Linked DNA regions of Homo sapiens: region 2 is linked to region 1. Evidence: chromatin loops called from intact Hi-C (ENCODE). Cell type or tissue: Panc1. All regions are shown on one strand.

Region 1 (8,000 bases):
AACAAATATGGTAGATCTTAATTTAACTATATTAGTAGTCACTTTGAACATCAGTGGTCTAAATACACCAACTAAAAGACAGAAGTTGTTTGAGTGGATCAACAAACAGACTCAACTATACATTGTCTATAAGAAACCCACTTTAAATATAAAGACACATCATATAGATCAAAAGTAAAGGGATGGAGATAGTATATCATGCTATCGCTAATCAAATGAAAGAAGAAACAATTTCAGACAGCAGACTTCAGAGCAAGGAAAGTTATAAGGGATAAAGAGGGACATTACATAATGATAAAGGGATCAGTTCTCCAAGAAGATGTAATAATCCTTAATGCATATATCTCTAACAACAGAGCATCAAAATACATGAGGCAACAACTGATAGAACTGCAAGAAACAGATGAAGCCACTATCACCATTGAAGACTTCACGACATCTATCAGAAATGGGCAAATCCAGCAGAAAAAAAATCACTAAGGATATACTGATGAACTCAATAACACCATCAATTAATTGGCTGTAATGGACATCTATCTACTATTAATAATTTTTCCAACAACAGCAGAATAAACATTCTTCTCAAGCTCACATGGAACATTCACCAAGACAGAACATAAAATACACTTCAACAAATTTAAAAGAATAGAAATCATACAATATCTGTCCTCAGACTACAATGCCATTTAACTAGAACTCAATAACTGAAAGATAGCTGGAAAATCTCAGAACACTTGGAGATTAAACAACGTATTTCTAAATAACAAATGGGTAAAAGAAGAAATCTCAAATTAAAAATATTTTGAACTAAAAATGAAAACAAAACATCAAAACTTACGGGAATCAGTAAAATCAGTGCTTAGAGGGAAGTTTACAGCACTGACTGCATGTATTAAAAAAATAGATCTAAAATTATTTAAGCTTTTACTTTAGGAAACTAGAAAAAGAAGAGTAAATTAAGTCCCAAATAATAATAAGAAACAAAACTAAAACAAAAGAAAAAATAAAAAGGAAGTATAGTAGAAATCAATGAAATTGAAACAGGAAATCAATAGAGAAAAATCAATGAAGCCAAAAACTGGTTCTTTGAAAAGATAAATAAAATTGATAAGCCTCTAGCCAGGCTAAGAAAAAAAGAGAGTGGATGCAAATTGCTAATAGTAGAAATGAAGGCGGGGACATCTCTGTAGAACCCATGGAGATTAAAAGGATAATCAAGGAATACTATTAACAACTCTATGCTCACAAATTTAATAACCTAGATGAAATGGACCAATTCTTTTAAAGACACAATATGCCAAAACTCACAGAAGAAGAAATAGACAATCTGAATATGTCCACATCTATTAAATAAGTGGAATCAATAATTAATAGCCTTCTGAAATAGAAAGCACCTGGGCCAGATGGATTCAATGATGCATTCTATCAAACATTTATGGGAAAATTATACCATCTCTACAATGTCTTTCAGAAAATTGAACCAGAGGGCCTACTTCCAATTAGGCCAATGAATGAGTTTATTCTAGGCCAGAATTACCCTAAAACCAAAACTAGACAAATATATTACAAGAAAAGAAAATTTTAGACCGGTGTCTCTCTTGAATATTGCAAGAATTGCAAAAGTCCTGAACAAAATATTAGCAAATCAAATCGAGCAATATATTAAAATAGTTTTATATCACAGTCAAGTGGGATTTATCCCAGCTATGCAAGTTTGAGTCAACATTTGAAAATCAATTAATGTAGTCCACTATATCAACAGACTAAAGAGGAAAAATCAGGCGGTCACATTGATAGATGCAGAAAATGCTTTTGACAAAATTCAACACGGATTCAGGATGAAAAATCCTCAGCAAACTAAGAATAGGGGTAACTTCCTTGAGAAAGAACATGTATAAAAAAACTTGTTGTTAACATCATTACTTAATAGTGAGAAATTAGAGGCTTTCTCACTAAATCAGAAACAAGGTAAGGATGTTCCCTCTCCCAATTTCTTTTCAACACTGCAGTGGAAGTCACAGCATGCAACAATACAAGAAAAGGTATACAATACAAGAAAAGGTATACTGATTGGGAATGAAGAAATAACGCTGTCTTTGTTCACAGATGACATGATCATCTATGTAGAAAATCTGAAAGAATTGACAAAAAGACTCCTGGAACTCATAAGTGATTATAGCAAGTTTGCAGGACACGAGGTTAATATACTAAACTCAATCACTTTCCTGTATACCAGCAATGGACAAGTGGAATTAGAAATTAAACACACAGTATCATTTACATTAACACCCACAGAAAATGAAATACTTAGGTATAAATCTAACAGCATATGCACAAAAATCTATATGAGAAAAACTATAAAACCCTGATGAAAGAAATCAAAGTGCTAAATAAGTATAGAGATATTCCATGTCATAGATAGGAAGACTCAATATTGTCAAGATGTCATTTCTTCTCAACTTATCTATAGATTCAATAAAATCCCAATGAAAATCCCAGCTAAAGTTATTTTGTAGATATTAACAAACTGATTCTAAAGTTTATATGGAGAGGCAAAAGACCTAGAATAGGTAGCTATCACAGTATTGAAGGAGAAGAACAAAGTTGGGGAAGGCTGATATCAACTATATGACATTCTGGGAAAGTAAAAAACTATGTAGACAGTAATAAGATCACTAGTTGCGAGAAGGCTGGGGGAAGAAGTGGCGAATAGACAGAGCAGAGAGGACTTTGAAGGCAGTGGAACTATTCTATGTGATACTATAATGGTGGATACAGCTCATTACACATTTGTCCAAACCCGTAAAATGTACAATACAAAACTGAACTCTAATGTAAACTATAGACTTTGGGTAATAATGATGTCATTGTAGGCTCATTGATTGTAACAAATGTACTACTTTGGTAGGGGTATTGATAATGGGGGAAAGTTATGCATGTGTGGAGAAAAGGAGTATCTGGGAAATCTTGGTACATTCCTCTCAATTTTGCTGTGAATCTAAAACTGACTAAAAAATAAAGTCTTACCAAAAAAAAAAGACGTCCATGCAGTATCTGAAGTTGAACGACACACACACATATCCTCCTCCCAGCCACATACACAAACACGCTCCAAAATGAAGTCCCAAGAGTGGCATGAGTTTTTTTTTTAAACTGGAACTCATTAAGAGTATGATTAATACTCATTATTTTCTTTAAAAAATGGAGTCTATTTTATGTTGCTAGTTTCTAGGTACATTATTAAGAATACTTTACCTCCATCTGCTGGAAATTTTAAGCAATTACAAGTTATCTTGGTCCTTTTTTTCTGAAGGTATTCAATTATCTTCAAAATGTATGGGATAAAAAAAAAAATGTAAGGGAAAAACCTGTCTTTCTGTCCTGAATAATGTTTCTGACACTTCAACATGTCATATTATATCAATTAAATAAAAGAACGACAAAATTACCAATGACTTTTGAATTAGATAATTGCTCTGATTGCTCACATGTGTATCCCATTCTCTGTTCAGATCAGAAATCAGTACAAACTGAATATATTGGATAAATATTGGTTGAACTGAAGAGTGGTTCATCTTGTAACTTTAGTAAGGTTATCCATCTCTAAACCCCCATACTTTCCAAATGTCCTCAAACTTAGGTTCACAGTGCCCTTGACACTGTTGTTGGAGATTTTCGATGTACTTCTAATTTTAAACATTTTTTCCTGCATTTTGGAATTCATATTTGGAATTCCCAGACCAGACCAGCATTATTTTCTCTAACTTTTCATTTTAGTCTCAGTAATGATGATAGTAATAGCTAACATTTATTTAATGTTCTTACCATGTGCTAGGGATAGAGTGATATATAAATATCTGTAAAGCAGGCCATTGTCTCTGTTTACAGAAGAGCTGGAGTAACCTTCCCAAGACAAAAAAGTTAGCAAGTGAAGGAGCTGGCTTCATCAAGTTTTTGTCACTTAGACATTTACCCCCTAATTTTCTTACTTGCTGAATGCAAAGGTTGTATTTTATATGTGGCTAATATGAATTCATAAGGATCGACAACACATACTAAATACCTAATATATGTCAGGCACCCTCCTGGGGCTCTGGTGGAACAAAGATAATTCAAGCACAGTCTCAGCCAAAGATAGTTACATTCTAGTGCTAGATGAAGAAAAGAAAGCAGCAAAAGAAAACCAAAACCAAAATCACATGTGGCTAGTGCACTGGTAGAAGAACACGTGAAGTGGAGTGAGGACAGAGAGGAGATGTCCTTCACCTGGAATAGGAAGGCAGAAAGGGCTTCCCAGGAAAAATGATGCATGAATTGAGGCTTAAGTAAGGTTAGGCAGATGGGGAAGATCATTCCAACCTGAAGAGACTACCTATGTGAAGGGTTGGAGGGGTAGAAGTCCTGCAGTGTGTAGATAGTGTACTGTGGTTAGAGTGAAGGATGGCTTTGCATAGCAGAGACTGGATATGCGGGCAGGAGCCAGATTGCACAGTGCCACGCACAATGAGTTAAAGAGTTGGCTAACTGGTGTAAGATTGTTAGATTTCATATTAAAATCATATTTGGAGTTATTTGCATATTATGTAATTATGCTACATTTTTAGGTGATGTTTTACATAAAGACTGAGAGTGAATAGGTCAAGAAGTTGTGTTCAGCTGCAAGTGACAGATCTGCGATTTTTCGAGGCTTAAGCCTGCGGTATGGTTGCGCTACTGCACTGGTCTAGAACAGACCATTTCCATTGTAGTCTCTGTGACTGGGGCTCCCTGGAGTTGTGCAGCGTGCAAGGTGTTTGGTTGTAAGCGGTGGCCAGGGAGCTCCACAATGCCATCAATCACCTGGACTTGATCTTTCCCCAAACATCCTTAGTGAGTCCTTTATTCAATTCTCACAAGATGGCTGCCGCCCCTCTTGCATAGTGTCCGCCTCCTGGGTTGGGGGAGGGTGAAGGACAGAGGTGCGCCACAGTGATAAGCACATCTGACTAACCAGACCGTGTCACATGATTGTCTGGGCTGCAATCAAACTTCAGAAACAGTTTTTCCTCCCAGCATACTGCCCTGAACAATATCAGATATATATGAACTTGAAGAAAAGGAGAGGACATTGGGTAGACTGTAGCAGTACATACTACACATACTACACACAGTATCAAGCTGCAGCCATTTTTGTTTCTTCAAAGAGAATATTATTTCAAATCATTTTCATATTTATGTTTTCAAGCAAAAGTTATGTATGCTCTACAAATTTCTTTCTAAGCTTTGATATTATTCTTGTTAAAAATCTGCTTTTCCTCTCATATATATAGTATAGATATTTAATCTTTTGGTTTCTTCTTATTTTAGATAAAGCGTTTCTGTCTCTAGCTTCAGACACTGTGGAACCAACTATACTTAATGCCACTAACACTAGCCTCACAATCAGATTACCTCTGGCCAAGACAAACCTCACATGGTATGGCATCACCAGCCCTACTCCAACATACCTGGTTTATTATGCAGAAGTTAATGACAGGAAAAACAGCTCTGACTTGAAATATAGAATTCTGGTAAGATTGGAACTAGTGGTCTTTGTCTTTTCACAAGATGTTCTTTTTTGATATAAAATTATGAGCCATAGTAAAGTATTTCCTATATGTTCTGAAATGGACTAGTACGCAACTTTTTTACAGCTAATGATTCATCAAAACATATTGTGTTCTAGTTTTCTTGACTGGGAGTAAGTTAAGCTTCAAGGAAGTATATCAACTCTTGCCCATTGATGGATTGCCATGGTAACCGTTTTCTGAGTGTCCAGAAAGAATTGGGTTTATTCCCCTCCCTGATTATCTAATTATCCTCAGAGAGAATGATAGAGAATTATTTTTGCAGCCTATGGAGCAGACTGAAGATTGAAGAGTAAGAAATGAACTGGACGGAAAGAACATTGCCTTATACCTCTTCTCCACAGCATTTATCTAATATAAAAATTGTACATTATATTTTGTCTTTTGTTTCCTATGTGCAGAGAAATATACTGCTATGCAGATACTGTTTTTAGTCATCATTGTATGCCTAGCACCTAGCACAGTTAGTGGCACTGTGTAGGCATTCACTAACTATTTCTTGAATGAATTGGCACTATTCATTCAATCATTGAAATGATGAAATGTATTCATTAGTATTTCAGTTGTCTTAGTGATGGAATCACATATATCCAATATTTTGCTTTGTGCTTGGCTTTATTTAGCCTGTTCAAAAGGTGAAATTGACTAACTGTTGGATGTTAAACACTATATGTTTTCCCATAAAGTGTATGTGATTTTTCATTCCTTCCTTAATTTTGTCTAATTAACCCTTTTTACACATTTCTAAAATAAGTAATTTCAGATAGATCATTTGGCTGGCCAAGATTGGACTTGGCAGCACTGGTCATGTCTGTTATTAAATTTAATCTATCTTATTGTCTTCTCATTGATTAACAGTGGTCTAAGACAGTGGTTCTCAACCTTGGCGGCACATCGAAGCTTTAAAAAAAAAAAACAAAACACTCTGCATCTAGGCTTCACCCCAGATAACTCAATCAGAATCTCTGGCAATAGAACCCAGGCATAGTAGTTTCTTAAAACTTCCCAGATGATAGCAAAGTATAAACAAAGTTGAGAACCATTGGTCTAAGGAAAGTCTTTTTACTCTCTTAAACTTTATTTCTAAGAGTGATTAGATACTATAAAAATATTTTATTGTATTCACATATGTGTCACATGTTTTCTACCATCTTGCTGAATTTCTAATACAATGTTAATGAAATAGTGTCCTCTTCTAGGAATTTAACTTCCCATGTGAAACAATTTATGCCACAAAACCAACTGAAGGCTACCAATCATTTGGTATTTATTCTTGGAAACATTGAACAACTCAGGTCTGGGTAGATTGGACAGTGGTATTACCATTAATAATCCAGAATTTAAAATAAATTAATTTTTTTGAGCCTTTAACTTTGTTCTCTCTTTGATTAAATAATTTCTACCAATTTGTATAAAATGTTAAAAATAAGATGTTGATTTTTAAAAAATCAATTACAGGAATTTCAGGACAGTATAGCTCTTATTGAAGATTTACAACCATTTTCAACATACATGATACAGATAGCTGTAAAAAATTATTATTCAGATCCTTTGGAACATTTACCACCAGGAAAAGAGATTTGGGGAAAAACTAAAAATGGAGGTAAGTTATGGGCTTGTTGTGGGTTTCTCAAGCAGAATATTGTGATATATGTGCTGTGTATGTTGATGTTTATTTTTTAAAATCTGAATGCGAAGTAATTTTAGTAAGCTTTTTTAAGTTTAATAAGAAAAATGTGTTTGTAGAAAACTTTGACCTGACCCTTACTCTAACCCCTGAAGCTAACTAATAATATTCTATTAAAATAGAAAGCAACTAGGAGGTAAAACATTGAAATCAATATTGTTTGACCAAGAAACACATTATTTGGTCTCACCACACAGTGTCACTTTTTCCAGATACTCATAGGTTTCTGTACATGTGGTGAGCTATAGAAAAACCAAGCTTTTTTTCTATGTGAATTTTACTGAGGCCTGAGCTGTAAAGTTATGCAACAGTATAGCCTTAAAGAAAATAGGTCTGAAAAGGTTTTCTAAGAGCTGATGAGGTGGTGATTATTATGAGGTGATGACGTTTATTTCAGATGTCTCTGATGATATTCACAAAACTCACCCAAATTGGGTTATTCCCCGTTGGCCATATCCTTGAGCTGGAGTCAGAGAATGATTTGGTCACTGGGCAAAAATAAGTGGGAGCCTTTTAGGCAGTCTGTTAACCTACGATTATAGAAGAGGCTGACTTTCTTTCTGGACATGTGTTATTTATTCTGCTCATACCACATGATTACTCTTCAACCCAAACTCCATTACTTCTTTCCATCTTTCAGTGCTATTGCAGCATCCTTTATCATTCCTTGCTATTTATTTCAGTACCAGAGGCAGTGCAGCTCATTA
Region 2 (8,000 bases), 210 kb before region 1:
TGCAGTGGACTTATGCTGTTTTCATGTTTAGAAACAAAAAGGTTTCATGTGATTCATGTGTAAGATGCACAGTATTTGACATCCTGATTATGTAATCCCTATTCCATCTATCCAGTCTTACACTTATGGTTGGCCTCAAATCTATTGCATTTATGATAATGTATTATATCTAGTTGAGTTTAATATTTTTTTATTAGCCTGTAAATAAAGATGGCATCTTCTACATTAAAATGATATTGATCTCATTTTTTTAAATAAACATTTTGTTTCCTTGACGTTAAATATTTTGGCTTGTTATTTATTTCTAGTAGTTCTATTATTTGTACCAACATGTCATAAAGTCTGTGCAAAGGACTTGGCTTAATTTTGTGTTATAAATATTGCCAGCTGTTGTTATCTATGAGGAAAACATTGATGAAAGTTAGAAAATCAATCCTGTTTTTAAGATACTATTTAAAAGGGTATTCTTCCATTTTGACATCTAAGTATATATGATTTAGAAGTTCCTAAGTTATATGTAAAATAATTTTTGGAAAATACTTGTAAATGAATTACTTGAGTTATGAACATTTAGAAATGTTATGAACATTAGAAATACATTTTTGTCACTGACTAACCTTGATTTAGTGCTAATACATATATGCTTTCCGTGTGTTGATTTAAGCTCCCAATTCACCAAGTGATTTGAAAAGAAGTCTTTTCCCCAGAATACAACCCCATAGGATATTGGTCAATTTATGAATTTTTTTTTGGTCAGTTTATGAAATTTTAAAGAGAACTTGTATTTTCATTGTTAATCAGTATTTTATTTTAGGTGGTTTTATAACTAACCTTAAAGAAACACTTTAAAAGTATTGCAAATTACCGTGCACTGTTGGTGCTGAATATTTGTTCAATAATGAACCTTTTTCAGGTGTGATTTGAGAGCTATAATCACCACGGCAGCAGCCATGAGAATGCATCTGTCAGTTCTCGTGCAGGAGGGAGCATAGCTTACTGAAGGTCCAGCTGCTGTGGTCTGAAATCCATCCCTGTGTACATGGTGAGGCTATGCTCCTCCATGCTGCTGCCAGTCAGTGACTGATTATGACAGGGATATTATATGATGACTCCTCAACTTTAGCTGGAGCACTCCACGATGGTCTTGCCAAACTCCCTTAGGATTACATTGTAGTCCAAGTTGCTTTCACCCAACCTTCCTTCCTCCTTTCATTCACCTTGGGTCTTAACTCCATTGTGATCTCATTGCCTTCCAGCCTCCAATCAACTCCAGCTTCCTACCTATTTTTCCTCACTGGCATTGCCGTTAATAAATCTGTTGCACAGCAGATCCCTTTTTGGTGTTGGCGTCTGCTTCTTAGAGAGGCTAGATTAACACAAGTGACCATGAGTGAGATTTGAGGAAACAGGTAATAAGATGGGCATTAGGAACCCACCCAAAGGGTAAAGACAGTGACATCTGGTTGGTGAGTATAGTTTATCTAGTCGTTGGCACAAAATCATGGCTCAGTGGCTATTTCACAAATGGTGTGCAGAAAAGAGTTAACAGAACAGGCCTGAACCTGTTGTCTTTAGGTCTGCTTGCAAGGTTGGACCTTGGCTAGCGTCCAGCAATTTGGATATCAGGAGTATTCCCATTATCCCCTTGCTGGTAAGTGCGGTTTACTGTGCCTGAAGTGTTTGTACAAACAGTAGGATTTTTGTTGAACACTTACTTTCCTCTGGGAATCTAGAATTTTGGTACATGCTAGGCAGAGGGTACCTACACTGACTTCCCTAAAACCTTGACTCCTAGGTTCAGTCAGGCAAGCTTCCTAGGTGGACAACACTTGATGTATTGTTACACATTATTGCTAGAGGAATTAAGCATGTCCTGTGTGACTCCATTGGGAAATGAATCTTGGAGCTTGTACCTGATTTTCTTGGGACTGTGCCCATATGCCTTTTCCCTTTCCTCATTTTGCTTTATATTCTCTGTAATAAATCATAATTGTGAATAAAGCTTTGCTTAGTCTGATGAGTCCTAGCAAACCACTCAACTTGGGGAGAGTTTTGGAGACTTGGGACTGAAATTGGAAAACATTTTATTTAAATTGGAAAAAATTATTAAATTGGAAAAAATCCAGCTTATGGAGAGGGGAACTCTCCAGGAGGGTCAGTGATGCAGACATTTGAAAAATGTGGGAGAACAACATCTACAAGAATAGCAGAGTTGGCCGGTTACAGCAGGATTGTATTAATGACCTACAGAAATGGATGGAGGGGGGCAGCTCCCAAGGAGGCCTTACCTCCTACAATGGAGGGATTGAAACAGCTGAGCTTCAGGCTGAACACCTAAGTGTTAAGAGTTGCTGAGTTTCAGACACTTGAATGTTCAGCGAAACCTCTTCTATTTTGTGAAAGTCAAGGCCCTGGTGAGGAAAACCTAGAACCATGGGGAGATCTGGATGGCTGCACCTGAGAGACTTTGCAATCTCTACTGGACTGTTGGTCTTAAGAAGAAGCCCACGCTTCTCTAATAAGACCTTGTACCTTGTCTATGCTCCAAGATGTTACAGAGGCTGCTACTAACCACATCCCTAAGGCAATACCTGCCCCTACCTAGTCTGCTGCCAGGCCTGTAACTAGGGCTAAATCCTAGTAAAGCCAGGATGGGAGATGTGCTGGGCCTGATAAAGGAGAAAAGAAACTACACAAAAAGTGTAAGAATTAGCTAGCACATTCTGGCAAAAACCAAAGGAGTACTCCTAGAACTGAATTTTATATTTTTTATTTTTATTTTTTTTGAGACGGAGTTTCACTCTTGTTGCCCAGGCTGGAGTGCAATGGTGCAATCTTGGCTCACTGCAACTTCCATCTCCTGGGTTTAAGTGATTCCTCTGCCTCAGCCTCACAAGTAGCTGGGATTACAGGTGCGTGCCACCACGCCTGGCTAATTTTTGTATTTTTAGTAGAGACGGGGTTTCACCATGTTGGCCAGGCTGGTCTTGAACTTTCTGACCTCAGGTGATCCATCCGCCTCCCAAAGTGCTGGGATTAGACTGGCCACCGTGCCCAGTCTGGAATTGACTTTTGAGAGTGCTTGATCAGGGTGTAAACTTATTAAAAGAAAGAACTGAAATTAGAAAACATTTTATTTAAATTGGAAAAAATCCAGCAATATGTTGTTTAAAAGGAACATACCTAAAACATAAGGACATAAAAAATTTGAAAGTGAAAGGAGAAAGAATATACACTGGGCATATTTTCTCCAAAAGAACATGGATACAGTTATATTTTTTAAAAACAGACTTTAAGAAAAAAACCATTAGGGATAAAGGTTACTTAAATTCTTAAAGAACCAATTTACTACAATGTTAAATCTATCATCATAGTGGGAGATTGCAACAAAACTTTCAGGCAAATTAGGAAAGAAGGAAGATTTGAACAACAAGCTTGATTTAAAGTTTTAAGAGGGCATTTGGTTGTAAAAGAAATACCTCTGGCGTCTAAGTAAGAAGATAAAAAGTGAGCAAAAAACAGAGATTTTTCAAAAGAAAACATACAAGTGGATGATAAACATGAAAAAAAAAGTTCAACATCACTAATCAGAGAAATGCAAATTAAAACCACAATGAGATATCATCTTACACCAATCAGAATGGCCATTATTAAAAAGTCAAGAAACAGATGTTGGGGAGGCTACAGAGTAAAGGGAGCACTTACACCGTTGGTGGGAATGTAAATTAGTACAACCTTTACGGAAAACAGTATAGAGATTTCTCAAAGAACTAAAAATAGAACTACCATTTGATCCAGCAACCCCACTACTGGGCATATACCCAAAGAAAGAAAGAAATTATATTGAAAAGATACTGGCACTCGTATGTTTATCACAGCACTATTCACAATAGCAAAGATATGTATGGAATCAACCTAAGTGTCCATCAATGGATGACTGGATAAAGAAAATGTGGTAAATATATACCATTGAATACTATTCAGCCATGAAAAAAGGAATGAAATCATGTCTTGCAGCAACATGGATGGAACTGAAGACCATTATCTTAAGTGAACTAACTCAGAAACAAAGTTTACTACCACATGTTCTCACTTATAAGTGGGAGCTAAATAAAGGGTACACATGGACATATATAGAGTGGAATAATAGACGTTGGAGACTACAGAAGATAGGAAGGTGGGAGGTGGGTGAGGGTTGAAAAATTACCTATTGGGTATAATGTTCAGTATTCAGGTGATGGTTACACTAAAAGCCCAAACTCCACCACTACGCAATATATGCATGTACAAAACCTGCACTTCTACCCCCTAAACCTATAAAGATAAAAATATATTTTAAAAAAGGAAGATAGGTAATGGACTATAACAAGGAAAATTAGATAAAATATAGGCCGACACTAAAACTTGGAGTCTATGCGTTGGAAAGGTAGAATTTGCAATTTGGTAAATTGCCAGCAGGGGGCAGCAGATTCCAGATGCATTATTAATTTTACTTTTATTAGCGGTGTAAGGCTTTTTGAAACTCATCAAATAAAATACTCCTGTGAAGATCAATAAATTGAAGGCTGATTTTTCCAGGGTCACACAGCTAGTTAAGTGTCTGAGCCAAGACTCAAATCCCTCTCTTAATTCTACTTTAATAGGCCACAAAGAAGGAAAGGGGAAATATAGATAAAATTGTCAGCTTTCAGTCCTCCTATTCCAACAATTATTTTTATTTTTTCCATGCTTGCCAACTGCAGTAGAATTTTTCTAAAGTTTTCTTAAAAGGTGCACGGTTTGATGGACCCTTGGCTTGATACAGTTTTGATTTCTAAAAATGATGATTGTGCTGGGTTTGAATTTCACAAGAAACTGTTTGGCTGTAGTGGAGTGACTATAGAATGAGAGAACTCCTAGAGTTACATAGTAGAATTCTAGATCGTCAAGACTATAGCATTCCCCTGCCCCCACCAAATACGGAATAAGTTATTTCTTGCTTGTGTGCATACTGTCCCCATATTCTTTAGGAAGCAATACTGCAACAAGGATATTTGTGTCCTTTTGTGACATTTGAGGATGTGTCATGCTCACTAGGTGCCCTCTACTGTCATGTTCACCATGGTTGAGGGCATTTTTAACCTCTGCCTAAGGCAGTAACAAATGGGTTGTTGGCTTCTGAAACAGGAGAACTACAAAAAAAAACCCTGATTTTTCAGAGGAAAAAGGCAAACTGCTGACTAAACTAGTCATGAAAAAAGGGAGTAAATGCAAATATACAAAACAAGAAATAAGAGAGAAATACCCATAAAAGAGAAAACTAAAAGGATAATAATGGACTACTTTGTTCAATTCTATAGGAATAAATTTGAAAACTTTTCTAGGAAAATGTAATTTACCAAAACTGTTCCCAAGGAAGTTTTAAAATCTAAACAAACCAATTTCCATAGGAAAAATTGAAGGAATTGTCAAAGTGCTCTCCCCACAAATTACCAAAATACATGATTTCACAGGGCAATGCTACTAAACGTTCAAACAACAGCTAATTCTAATGCCTAGCAAGAGAACCAAAAAAGGGAAGAAAAATTCTAAATTGTTTCTGTCAAGCTAATAATATCTGATCAAGATTGCCACAAAGAAAGAAAAGCCCTGATTCACAAAAGATTTTTTTTTTTTTTTTGCAACTGAGTCTCGCTCTGTTGCCAGGCTGGAGTGCAGTGACTCGATCTCGGCTCACTGCAACCTCCGCCTCCCAGGTTCAAGCGATTCTCCTGCCTCAGCCTGCCGAGTAGCTGGGACTACAGGCACAAGCCACCACTCCCGGCCAATTTTTATATTTTTAGTAGAGACAGGGTTTCACCATGTTGGCCAGGACAGTCTCGATCTCTTGACCTCATGATCCGCCCGCCTCAGCCTCCCAAAGTGCTGGGATTACAGGCATGAGCCACTGCACCTGGCCCACAAATGAATATTAATGTAAAAATCCTAAGTAAAATCCTATCCATGCAAATTTAATACAGTAATGGATTCATATCTATAACCAGATGTTTAACATTGGGACATCTAATTATGTAATTAATCATCTGACTGGCTCTAGGGAGGAGTCCTATGGAGGAAAATCATATTTTCCATAGATGCTGAAAAGACTTTGCTCAAAATTAAGCACATTCCTTGTGAGGGGGAAAAAAAGGAATAAATAGATGCTTTCTTAACATAATAAAGTTTACCTCAACATAATAAATCTATCTCTGCCTAAAAGCCAGCATCATGCTAAGGTGGGAGCTACTAGAAGTATTTAATATGGTACTGGAAGTATTGCCAATAGAATTAAATGTACACATAAATATTGGAAAGGAGATAGCACTAGCACTATTTGCAAACGTGATCAAATTCCAGAAAAACCTAAGAGAATCAACTAAAAGCTACTAGGAATAATAAGGACATTTAGTAAAGGAGCAGCATACAAATTAGTCACAGAAATCGAACAGGAAGGCTGCATATAATAGCTAACACCACGTGGCACTTATCATGGGTCAGACACTGTTGTAAGGGTTTTATGTACATTAATCCTTGTAATCTTCACCACAACCCTATAAGGTATATACCATTATTATCTCCATTTAGAAATAAGGAAATGGAGTCATAGAAAGTAAGTCCTTCTTGGTCACAACTAAGGCAGAATTTGAGCCCAGGGAGTCTAAGCCCCAGAATCCATGCTTTTTACCACTAGGCCATACTAGTTCTTGATACATAAAAGAGGAGGTGGGGACAATTTACAATGGCAGCAACAACAAAAAAAACACCTAAGTACAAATTAAACAAAAAATGTGCAGTACTTATGTGAGCACCCTTTAAAATCCCCTGAAAGGATGCAAAAGGGGCTTGAACAAATGGAAAGGGATACTACGTTTTGTGTACCTATATAACTGACTAAAAACTACATTAGAAAAAGAATGAATGGAAATAAGGCAGACAAAAATTCCAAGAAGAGATCACTGTTCGAAGAAAGACAATAGGTAATTAGAAGGGCTTAGTATATTAAGGGAGAATTCTTTATACTTGGGAGAGATTTGAGGAAGTTTAAAGGCTGAGGGGGAGACCTCCAATGAAAGGAAGAAGAAGATAAAGGAAAAAGGGATAATAGGAGCAAAGAGATAAGGGGAAGGCAGTGGGATTTAAGATCACAGATGAAGGTTTCTAACACTTTTTCCATTGACACAGGAAGGAAGGAGGAAAGGAATGAAGTGGATACAGGTTTTGTGAGAAGAGGAATCAGCAGGAAGTTAGTTCTGATTTTAACGACTTTTATTTTTAGGTGAAGGAAGTGGCAAGATCAGAGTAAGGGAGAGTGTGAAAAGTGGCACTGCTTTGGAATAATTGCTAAGGGGTACGGAAAAAGGGATCAAAGATAAATAAAAGCGTTGAGGAGTGATGGGCCCCCAGTAAACTGGAAACCGAGCTTTTGTAACAGCCACAGTGTGAATAGTTCTGCAATGTTCCCCTGCTGCTGTGATGAAGATGGAGAGATGGTATTCTCAAGGGGAATTATGTTGTTGGGGTCTCATGGTTCGGGGCTCCTGGAAAGAAAATGGAGTGAAAATGCTGAGACAAACCAGTTCGATGATGGATAGGGAAGGAAATGCAACCCAAAAGGATTAACAACTAGAGGAAAATGATGGGATCTAGGGGTTTGGTATCTAAATGAGATCAGTGACTAAGTAGGTGGAAAGCTGAAGAACTCAGGGGGTTTTGAGCTGATAGAGAATTGCTGGAGATTAGGTTTACAGTGCTGGGGTTCTTGCTGATGACAAGAATGTGGACATGTGTGGGAGTGGTTTAAATGGAAAGCAGGTTACTAGAGTGGAAGTCAAGAAACCATAAAAATGACCATGTTGGGCACTTCATTCTCTAGCATGATTACAAAGGAGGAATGAAGAAGACCTAGAATTAGGTGAATGTCCTCAATGAATGGAAAAAAGTGGCCTGGAAGATATTAGGTGTCACAGCAAAAAGAAAAAGGT

The links. Hi-C counts contacts between places; a loop is a spot of excess contacts. Peaks named below come from ENCODE experiments on the same cell type or tissue, not always from the same donor. Only the 100,000 strongest peaks of a DNase experiment are listed, where the experiment ranks them.
Region 2: it touches region 1 in a loop (7-fold over the local background); 72 of 110 quality-filtered maps call a loop at or near these places.

The regions. Positions count from the first base shown.
Region 1 is chr6:117,341,609-117,349,608 of GRCh38, reverse strand. ROS1 (ROS proto-oncogene 1, receptor tyrosine kinase) reads left to right here. Exons shown (of 44, transcript NM_001378902.1): 28 at 5,347-5,549; 29 at 7,065-7,209; 30 at 7,977-8,000. Among named protein-coding and RNA genes, the nearest start is that of VGLL2, 80 kb to the right of the region's middle. In Panc1, CTCF peaks have their summits at 3,084 and 3,283 (motif pointing left); no DNase peak of the experiment used is centred here; H3K27me3 peaks cover 637 bases.
Region 2 is chr6:117,552,551-117,560,550 of GRCh38, reverse strand. GOPC (golgi associated PDZ and coiled-coil motif containing) reads left to right here. Exons shown (of 9, transcript NM_020399.4): 9 at 1-282. It also overlaps a transcript of DCBLD1 not described here. Among named protein-coding and RNA genes, the nearest start is that of GOPC, 46 kb to the left of the region's middle. RefSeq lists an enhancer at 2,224-2,273. In Panc1, CTCF peaks have their summits at 4,218 and 4,455 (motif pointing right); no DNase peak of the experiment used is centred here; H3K27ac peaks cover 3,123 bases.